Linked DNA regions of Mus musculus: region 1 is linked to region 2. A link is a loop called in an ENCODE intact Hi-C map of the cell type or tissue named here. Cell type or tissue: left cerebral cortex. All regions are shown on one strand. Links, peaks and the distances in the headings refer to the core of each region. The heading gives the core; the rest is flanking DNA. Region 1 has its middle 140 kb from the start of Gm28590. Region 2 has its middle 37 kb from the start of Ddx18.

Region 1 (5,387 bases), core at 70-5,069, 740 kb before region 2:
CTGCTCCAACATCATGTCTGCCAGCATGCATCCACGTTTCTCATTATAATGATAATGAACTAAACCTCTAAAACTGGAAGCCAGCGCCAAACTAAGTGTTTTTTCTTTATAAGAGTTGCCCTAGTCATGGTGTCTCTTTGTAGCAATAAAACCCAAATTAAGACAGATGCCAAACTTGAAATACCCACCCAAACACTTGTGACCTACAGATCCCTGAACTCTATCAACTCTGGCCCAATAACTATTCAAAGAGAATAAGATTCAGTTAAAAAAGTATTCTCCAGTTAGAAGATTCCATACAATAGCTTAGATAGCTTAGCTTAGTTTGGTGAGGTCAAAAAATTATTCTGGTGGTTGTGAGTGTGTTTATGTGATGTATATGTAAGTATGTGAACACATGTGTGGAGGTATGTACATGGAGAGGCCTCTCTTATTCTCTCACCTACTCAGTTGAGACAGGGTTTTTTACTGAATCTCAAAATAAGCTTATGCCCAACAAGCTCCAGAGAGCTATTGTCTCTGTCTTCCACATTAGTTGACTTAGTGAAGTGAATGAGACCATGCCTAACATTTGTGTAGGTGTTTGAGGGTGAAACTGAGGTCCTCATGTTTGCACAGCAAATGCTATCAACCAGTGATTCATCTCTAGTTGAATCATTTAGAGAAATCAACATCTGAACTTGTAGAAATAAAAGGAGATGTACACATCTCATGATCTTTCTTTTTTAGAAATCTGCCTTATATTTTGACTTTACTCAATCTACAGCTTGACTCAACAATAATCACTTCAAAAACAGCTAATATATTAGCTATTTAATTATTTGGCATTAACACATTTATCGTAACTACTCAGTGTTGTAAAAATAAATTTCATTCAACAGTGTATATGTATATGCATATAATATATAATATATATAATGTGTGTGTGTTATGTGACACTTTTTCTAATGGGGTACAACACAAATGTCTATTTATCACAGTGAAGAAAGTCAAGAGAGACCAAAGTAAAGAAATACTGACGAAATACCACTTGATGAACTGATATGTTTGTTGGGGTTACCCTATTGTGTATCAGTGACTGAGGGATTGCTTACAGAAGCTGAAATGACTCGAAGGCAGGTGCATTACCAACAGACCAGCACATCATGGGTTCCTACTGCTTGTGAAAGTGGGAATCCTACATCATATTGCGGTATTTGAAGACAGCTGAGCAGGTAACAAGAGTATCTTTCAGGAAATTCAAATGCTGACACCATTGCATACACTAGCAAGATTTTATCGAAAGGACCCAGATGTAGCTGTCTCTTGTGAGACTATGCCGGGGCCTAGCAAACACAGAAGTGGATGCCCACAGTCAGCTAATGGATGGATCACAGGGCTCCCAATGGAGGAGCTAGAGAAAGTACCCAAGGAGCTAAAGGGATCTGCAACCCTATAGGTGGATCAACATTATGAACTAACCAGTACCCCGGAGCTCTTGACTTTAGCTGCATATGTATCAAAGGATGGCCTAGTCGGCCATCACCGGAAAGAGAGGTCCACTGGACACACAAACTTTATATGCCCCAGAACAGGGGAACGCCAGGGCCAAAAAGGGGGAGTGGGCGGGTAGGGGAGTGGGGGTGGGTGGGTATGGGGGACTTTTGGTATAGCATTGGAAATGTAAATGAGCTAAATACCTAATAAAAAATGGAAAGAAAAAAAAACAAAAAAAAAAAACAAAAAAAAAAAAAAAAAGGAAATTCAGCTAGTATTGAATATTCGAAGCAGTATGGCTGATTTGAGTTTCCTTGGTAGTCCACACTACTACGTAAACCTTGAAGAGTGAGTTACCTTATGCATCTGCCCAATTTCAGAGATTTCCTAAGCTTTCTGAATTGTTTACTTAGTGGGTCTTAGGGGCTTTCCTTCATGATAAAATAGCTTAACTGAAAAGTATTACACAAACATGTTGACACAGCCTACACTATACATGGAACATGTCCTCCCCCTCCCCTTATGTACTAGCCCTATTCTCTCTCCTTTTCTCCCTCTCCATCCCATCAGTCATCTCTGCTTCCATAGACAGTTTCACTTTTACTTTTATGTCATGAGGATTTTATGCATCTACATAAAGCCTATCAGACACAGAAAACAATATTTGTCTTTCTGAGTCTGACTTTACTCATTTTCACAATGACTTCTTTAATTTCCACAATAATACAGGTCAAGTCACATGATAGGAAATCTCTGACAGCTCCGCAGTGACTTAGAGCATAGCACCTTACCATCAATGTCCAGCTATATAAAGTTTTATAAAGGAGAGCCTGATTCCAAATTAAGAGTGGCTTAGTGCGGGCAACTCTTACTTGCCAATCCTAATACCTCTTAAAGGTTCTAAGTTCTTTTCTTTTCTTTTCTTTTCTTTTCTTTTCTTTTCTTTTCTTTTGTTTGTTTTTTTTTTTTTTTTTTTTTTTTTTTTTTTTTTTTTTTTTTGGTCTTTTGAGACAGGGTTTCTCTGTGTAGTCCTGGCTGTCCTAGAACTCACTCTGTAGACTAGGCTGGCCTCGAACTCAGAAATTCACCTGCCTCTGCCTCCCAAGTTCTTTTCTAATTAATTTATTTGTATTTACACAGATTTCCCAAAGTGCTCCATATTTAGCTCCATCAAACTTTCTCTGAAGATCACCTATTTTAGTCTTCAGTGCCAGAAGTGTTAGTCACAAGACAATTCAAACAGTGGGTGTTTAGAACATTTGCATTTGACTTGGCATATTGCAGTCTAAATGGTAACAAGGTCCACTGCTGATAACGGATACTTCAGAGAAATCTTCAGGCAGGGACAGAGGACAGAAAGTAGAGTAGAAGGGGAAATGTATTGGGGGGAAAAGTCCCCAGAAAGGAGCATTCTCTTACAGATTGGAAAGTCACCAGGAAGAATGAGCTATGCTGGTGTCAATAAGAAGCTTATCCTGCGGATCTAAGGCCAAATAATTAACTACTTCGCAATTTAATGAGCACTCCTCCTGATTGCTTTCAGTCACCCATGAGGTCTTTGCTGAAAGAGGGGCTGCTCGAATCGCAAGCTTTTGTGTGCTGAAAAAGAACCTAGGAGGAAGAGCGTTTATGTGAAAATGAACTTGGTGAGACCTTCTCTGTGGACTGGAAAGAGAACATTCTCAGAGGGCAGTATTAAATTCAACCCAGATTCTTGCTGAAGGTTTCCCCTTGCTTTATTGATCCCAGGAAGGCAAAGTGTTATTGAGGTCAGGAAGAGGTTGGCATCATAGTGTCCTCCAGAATTCCCCAGAGGGCTGTGAAAGTCTTGGTCATGATCTCTCCTCGAAATGCCTCGAGTGAGTTCTTGGGAGTGAGTTCATTGAGTTCCTGACAGTTTTGTACAACTCTTTGTTGACATGAAACACAGTAAAGTTGTCTATATGTTCTTTCTAAGTTGCTCTAAGAAGCTTTTTCTCTTCAGAAGGAGAATATTTTTAAAGTCAGTTGTTTAGGAAAAAGTAGCTCCTTTAACAGTACTCTGTTGAGGGAACACTTAACAGTTTTGAAGACTAAAAAGGTCATTGTATGTTAAGGACAGTGGGTGATATTTAATTATCTTGAGCAATTATAGTCGAGGTGTTTCTGAACCTTAGAGGTGCTGAATTTCATTTTACAAAAAATAGGGATTGGAAATGGGAGGAAGATGACTCAGTTGCTGGAGGGGAACAAAAAAGAGTCGATTAAAGTCACAGAACCATGAGGACCTGAGGTGGGTCCTAGGTATCCATGTGAAAGAGCTGGGGAAGATGGGCGATACAAACTCAGTTCTGGGAAGGAAGAAACAGATGCCTACCTTGGGGCTCACTGACCTGCCAGCCTAAATGATCAATGAGCTCCACATTCAGTAAGAGATCCTGTCTCAAAAAATGAGGGTGGAGAACAATAGTGGAGGATAGCTGGAATCAGCTTCTAGTTCCAGCATTCATACTTGAATGTATATGTGAGGTTGTACACATGCAGAAATGCACACATACACGCACACAGACACATATACAGACATATACACATACTCACAGGGACACAGACACACAGATATGTACATATACACAGGTACACAAACATAAACATATACATATACTCATAGGCACCCAGAGAGGTGCACACATGCCCATGTATGTGCACATATACTCTCACACATACATATGCACATTCAGACATTCAGCAAAAGGGTTTACATTTTATGAAGTCACATACTCTCTTATTTCTAACGACTCATATCTCTGCATCCACTGCCCGTTTCTTTCTTTCCTCTGTTCTTCTACTGGTTGCCACTTTCTCCTTTCCTTTCATTCCCATTCCTCAAGTGTTTCCTAAATGAAGACATGTAAATGAAATATTTCAATGGAAGTGACACTGAGCTGTAGACACATGTCAGTCTTTACTGGTTGTGGTTTTTGTCAGTTTGACACAAACCTGAACAGATCTGGGAAGGAAATCATCAGTTAAGAAAATGCTTCTATTAGACTGTCTGTAGGCATACATTTCATTGAAAGTGATGGGAGAGGACCCATCTCACTGAGCCTATTGACACACATGAACTGGTGTCACAGTTGTATACAATGGCAGGCTGAGCAAGCCATGGGGAGCAAGCAAGTAAGAAGCATTCCTTCATGGCTGTGCTTCTCAACCTGTGGGTTGAATCTTTTATAACCATCATCTAAGTCCATCAGGAAAACACAGATATTTACATTATGATTCAAAACAGTAACAAAGCTACATTATGAAGTAGCAAAGAAAAGTTTATTGGTTGTGGGTTACCACAGCATGAGAAACTGTATTAAAAGGAAGCTTGAGAATCACTGTTGTATGGTCTCTGCTTCAGATCCAGCCTTGAGTATCTGCCTTGGTTTCCCAAGATGAACTGTGATTCAAAATATCTAAGCCAAATATCTAAGCCAACTCATCCCAAGTTGCTTTGGGTCATGGTGTTTTAGCACAGCAATAGAAGGAACTCTATTGTGGGCTCTGACCTTTCATCCCTTGTTCACAAGGAGCCTTGCTTGTCACATTAACAGTTCCTCATTTCATAGAAAATTCTCTTCTCTACTCTTTCCAGACATTTCTTTGAATTCTATCTCAGATAACAGCATCCAAAACATCTGATCATTTTCACCAGGTATGTCCAATTATTTCTGCTTTTATTATTTCCCAAATACTTTTGAATCTGTTACCTGCCTCAAAAGATTTTACATTCAGTTTACTTCCATTCATTTCCTTCTCGTCATTCCCTCCTGTCCTAGTTAGTGTTTTGATGCTGGGAAGAGACACCATGACCACACCAACAATTGCAAAGGAAAATATTTATCTGGCTTACAGTTCAGAAGCTTAGTCCATTATAATCACAGTAG
Region 2 (5,387 bases), core at 91-5,090:
AAGGGGGGAAGCATTTTCTCCTAGAGAGTTCCTGAGTCTGCTCTGTTTCTGTACTATATTCCCTTCTGTCAGGGCCAAGTAACAGGGGGAGCCTCCTTTCCTACCTTACCATCACCTCATCCAGCAATTCTTCAAATGCAATTCACTAGGCCTAGCCTACCATTCCCTAACAAAACCAGACTCTCTTTACTGTTAGGAAATACCCAACAAAAGCAGCATAAAGAAAGGTTTATTTGGGATCACCATTTGGGGTACAGTTTGTCATGAGGACGGATGGCAGGGCAGGAGGGGCAGGAGGTATCTGGTCACACTGCATAATCAGGAAGCAGATGTAGCTAAATATTAGTGCTCAGCTCACTTTCTCCTTATTATTCAGATCATGGACTGGAACTGCTCAGAATTCCAGTGAGTCTTCCCACTTCTAGTAGCCTAATCAAGAGTCCCTTACAAGCATGCCCAGAGGCTAACCTAATGGACAATATCCCTCACAGGAGTACCTGGAAGTTCATCTCTTTGATGATTCTAGATCCTGTCAAGTTGTCAATCACCCTAATATGTATAGGTGAGTGTGTTTGTATGTATCTGACACAGGATATCCTCAAGAGCCATTCCACAGGAAGCATCCACCTTCTTTTTGAGACAGGGTCTCTCATTGGCTTAGAACTTGCCAACTAGCCTAGGATAGTTCTCAGTGAGCCCCTAGGATCTGCTTGGTCTGTCCCCAGAGCTAAAATTACAAGCATGTGCCACCATTCCCAGCTCATTTGCATGAATGTGCTGAGGGTTGAACTCAGGTCTTTGTGCTTGCAAGGCAACGCTCTATGAACTAAACTACCTCCCCAGCCTAGTATGTTACTTTTAATTCCAAAATGTCTCTAAATATAGGCAGTTTATCCTATCTGCTCTTCTAGGTGGAAAAGACCTATGCTGGAGAGATGGCCCCATGGGTACAAGCACTTGCTGTGCAAGCCTGCGGACCTGTTTTGATTCCCTAGAACCATCGCAAAAGCCAAGACACAGTAGTGGAAGCACCTGTAATCTCAGTACTCCTACAGGGAGATGGAAGACAAAGATGGGAGAATCTCAGAAGCTAATGGTATATAGCTGTCAAGTTGTCAATCACCCTAATATGTATAGGTGAGTGTGTTTGTATGTATCTGACACAGGATATCCTCAAGAGCCATTCCACAGGAAGCATCCACCTTCTTTTTGAATACAGCAAAAAGTACAAGAGAGACTCAGTCTCAAACAAGGGAGAAGGCAAGGACTGACACCCGAGGTTGTCCTCTGACCTCCACACACACCATGGCCCATGTGCACTATGTTCACAAACAAAATTTGGTACACAGAAAGAGAAAGGGGGAAAAAAAGCACGCTCCCCACATTAACCGGCATGCCTGGCATCAGAAGACAGGGTTCTGGGTCTTACCTTGGAAGCCAGGTACTAGCTACACTGCCCTCTCTAGTTCCACCTTTGCCTCTTTCGTGTTTCCTCTTGAGCCATTCTATCCTGAAGTCACCTTGGATTCCAAGAACAACAGAAATGACCTATAAGGACCTTAGTGACAAGGGACTAAAGCTGCCTCCAAACTATAAAGAGCCTTACAGTCAAGACCATTCACAAAATGAATGCAATAATCAATCTATCAAGGTAAGGTCGCACCCTGGACTAGAAAGTAAGGTCTCGTGGGAACCAGATTGCTCCCCTCAAGTGATCATGGTAATCCCAGTTTCTTCAATCCCCCTGGAAGAGCCAGACCTGAGCTAATGACCAAGCAGATGCTACCTTGAGAAGGCTGTTTAACCCACCGCAGCATTGTCTCTACTTAAACCCAGTGCTCCTGTAAGGGAAGCATGGGGTCACTAGTCCTCCCCCCAGGAGACACTAAACAAATCTTTTCTTATTTTCACATCGCTTGTCTCTAACTGGTGAATTGAAACTCATCGGCCTGCCTCCTTCTTTTGGACTTCCAGAGCTGAGACCTTTGCCCTGCAGCTTCACTTACAGCACTCCGATTGCAGCACTCACTTCCAAGTCTAGGCCTCCGTTACCAGCAGCTCCCATTGCTTTGCTGGCTCTTGAGCTCCCACTCTTGGAAGCCAGCTGTCATACCAGGGGAAAACCCTAAGAAGCCTGAGGAGGCTCCCAGGAGGAGGGCTCCGGGGACTGCCAGGCATGTGGGTCTATCTTCCTACAAGCCATTCCTCCATCTGTTAATACGGTCCACCTGGCTGATAAATGGGTCAAGAAGAGACATGCTATCCAAGCTAAACAGACACCAGCTCCCTGGACAAATAATCACTGCTATTTTAAGCCATTAAACTGGCTGTGTTTTGTTAGGCAAAAGTTGGCTCCTGTCATGTTATGGGAAGGGATTTGCTCTTCTAAAAGATGAAATTAAAGTTCAATGTTTCAAAAACAGTAACCTCCTAACTTCTTTTAGGAGAACATAATGAAACTGTTTTCCTTCTTACCCCAGGATAACTCCATGAAGCCTTCCCAGTCTCTTGTCCTCTGGCCTCCAACTTGTGCTGTTCTGTGCCTCCCCTTCCCCACTTCCTTCCCTTCCCCCACACAAATACATAGAAGACATTTTTTCAGAAAAAGATTACAACTCATGCAGATGTTTTTCCTTGTAATTATTCCCTGACTAACAGTTTAACAAAAATCTGCATGACACTTACATCATACTTGGTATTATAAGTAATGTAGAGATTATTTGTTATCTCTAGAGTTATGCATATGGGAGTGTACAGGTTACATGCATACTCTACACCATTTATAAAGGGGATTTAAACATCCAAAGATTTTGGTGCCCATGAGGTTCCTGGAGTCATATTCACAGAAGATACTAGAAATGCTGTGCTTCTTTGAAGACCTTATTTCCAAATATAATCGCTATGTAGGATGGTTATTCTTCATTGTGAATTTGACCACATCTGGAATTAGCTAAGAACCACATGGCTGGACAGAGCTGTGAGGGATTTTTTTTCTTAATTAAATCATTTGAAGTGGGAAGGCACAGTTATAATCCGATGTAGGAAGATCCACCTTTAATCCAGGTTTTTGAAGTAGAAAGATCAACTTTTAATCTGGACCATACATTGTGCTAGCATTCTATGTGGAAGAAGGAAGCTTGCTCTCTCGCTCTTTGATTGTTTGCTCCCCCTTGCAAGTCCATTCCTTACTGGTATTAGAGCCTAGTTCTTCAGGACTCTAGTGTATACTGAAGAGCAACAAAGACATCCAGCCTCTCAGACTGAAGAACATCTGGATTCTTGAACCTTCTGTTAATAGATAGCCATTGTTGGACTAACCAAACCACAACCTGTAATCTATTCTAATAAATTCTCTTTATAGAGAAAGGGAGATTCAGCCTATAAATTCTGTTCCTTTAGAGAACCCTGACTAATACACTAGGACCAGGGAATCAGCACATAAATTTTGAGGTTTATTCTGCTGTCTTTACAGATGTTTATAACAAAGATGATCATTTAATTGATCATATGTCAAGGACCTGATACCTCATTTTTTTCACTTTCTTCTTACAACAACAACAATAATAATAATCTGAATAGTCCCCACTCTTTTAGACTGACAAAGCTAAGCCTAAGAGGGTTGAACAGTATTGTGTGACAATTTTTTCCAAGATAAAACATTCCCTCTTGTAGGAAAGTTCATTAAGAAGTGTGGTGTTCTAATGGGAGTTTAAACATTCCATCCTACAGGGAAGCTCCTTAAGCTAAGGAAGTAAATAACTCACCAGTTTCAGGAAGTCCCTGAAACTGAGAAGATTCACTAGGTACCTCCATTTCTAAGTATATATCAGCATTAAGGACTGCTTAGATACACTCTCAGACTAGCTTAGCTACCTAGAAGAGACAGAGACCATCTGAGTTGCCTGGAAGACACTCAGAACAACTGAGCTGCCCAGAAAACATACTTTTCAACCTGTTAAGCTGCTGTTAAACTCCCTATTGCCAGCTTTTCAGAGCTGTCACCCATGCTCGGCTGGGTTTGGTGGTGCTTGTTGTCTTTGAGTCATTTCTGCTCCTGTAAGTAACCTCTCTCATACACACACACCCTGTTCGCCAAGTTAGACTTTTGTGGTATCCATATTTTGGCCTGTCATTGGTTCCCTGGGGTGAATACACATTTATTCTTATCTCCTTAGGGACAGTGTCACACAGAAAGTATCCTGTTTGTGGTCTTAGAGCTGGTAATCAGAACTGGGATCCAGATACAGGTCTGTGGGTTTCCAGGGCACATACTTACCTAAGGCACAGTTGTTATTTGGTTGTTTGGATGGTTTGTTGGTTTAGTTTGTAACCCTGCTCAGCCTCTGGAATACTGGGACAGAATCACAGGCATGCACCACTTCACATAGTATTCTTTCTACGTTTTATCCCCTCCTCCCTTTAGACATTAATCAAGGACCTGTTAAAAGCAGCACTAAGCAAGCAAGCAAGCATAAGCTGGAGGGAGGAGAAGATCAGGCAAATTCACCCGTCTTGTACTTAGGTTCATCCTGACTCGGTATTCTGGGAGTCAGCTATGAAGTAACCAAGGAAACTACAGCTGCTTACTGGCATTTGTATTTCCCAATGGTTAAAGTGCTCCTTTGTGACAATACAACTCTGAAACCTCAGTCAGAATCCTCTGGCTATATCTGAAATAGAGGCATCAGGACATTTTCCCAATGGCTATATGTGCACATCAACAAATACCATGTTAAACAGGGAAGGAAAAAGCATGGGCACCATGTCCTCAGAGTGCATACAGTGGAGTAGGACCAAATTAAGGTGTACCCAAGTGAAAGAACTTAATGATGTTGCGTGTAGTTTTTTAAAACATACTCTATCGCCTTTGCCCGGGAGCTACCATGCTCTGGCCCCTTCTGGCTCCCTTTTGTCCCACCCAGCTCCGCTCCAGGATCGATCGCGATCAGTCCCCACCCATGCTCCCAGGCTAAGGTGGTAGCATGATTTTTTAAAACTACATGCAACATAATGATGACACTGCAAGAGGGAGGAGATCATAGGAAACTTCTCAAGGACTATGGAGATAACACAGTGCACACCTGCCATATGGGTAAGACGACCTGAGTTCAGATCCCCAACACCCAGGTAACAACAGACATGGCTGCGTGTATTAGAGTTACACTCTATGATCCCAGTACTTCGAGGAATAGACGGGAAGATGGGACAGAAGCCTGCCTGGAGTAAATGGTGGTGAACATCAGGAGAGTCTGTTTCAAATGCATGCCTCTCCACCCCTGGTTGAGCAGTTCTCCCCAGGTGCCTCCTGCCTGGCTTTCCTCAAAGCAAATCAAACAGGCATGCCTTCATGAGGCGGCCTTTATTTTTCTTTTCATCTCCTTCCTTGG

Evidence for each region. A loop is a pair of places that touch in the nucleus more often than their neighbours do. Peaks named below come from ENCODE experiments on the same cell type or tissue, not always from the same donor. Only the 100,000 strongest peaks of a DNase experiment are listed, where the experiment ranks them.
Region 1: a loop joins it to region 2, with 3 times the contacts of the local background. A loop is called at or near these places in 5 of 42 quality-filtered maps.

The regions. Positions count from the first base shown.
Region 1 is chr1:122,337,604-122,342,990 of GRCm38, reverse strand. No RefSeq gene overlaps it. Among named protein-coding and RNA genes, the nearest start is that of Gm28590, 140 kb to the right of the region's middle. In left cerebral cortex, for the core only: no CTCF peak of the experiment used is centred there; a DNase peak (open chromatin) is centred at 2,718.
Region 2 is chr1:121,602,037-121,607,423 of GRCm38, reverse strand. No RefSeq gene overlaps it. Among named protein-coding and RNA genes, the nearest start is that of Ddx18, 37 kb to the right of the region's middle. In left cerebral cortex, for the core only: a CTCF peak has its summit at 2,087; a DNase peak (open chromatin) is centred at 2,088.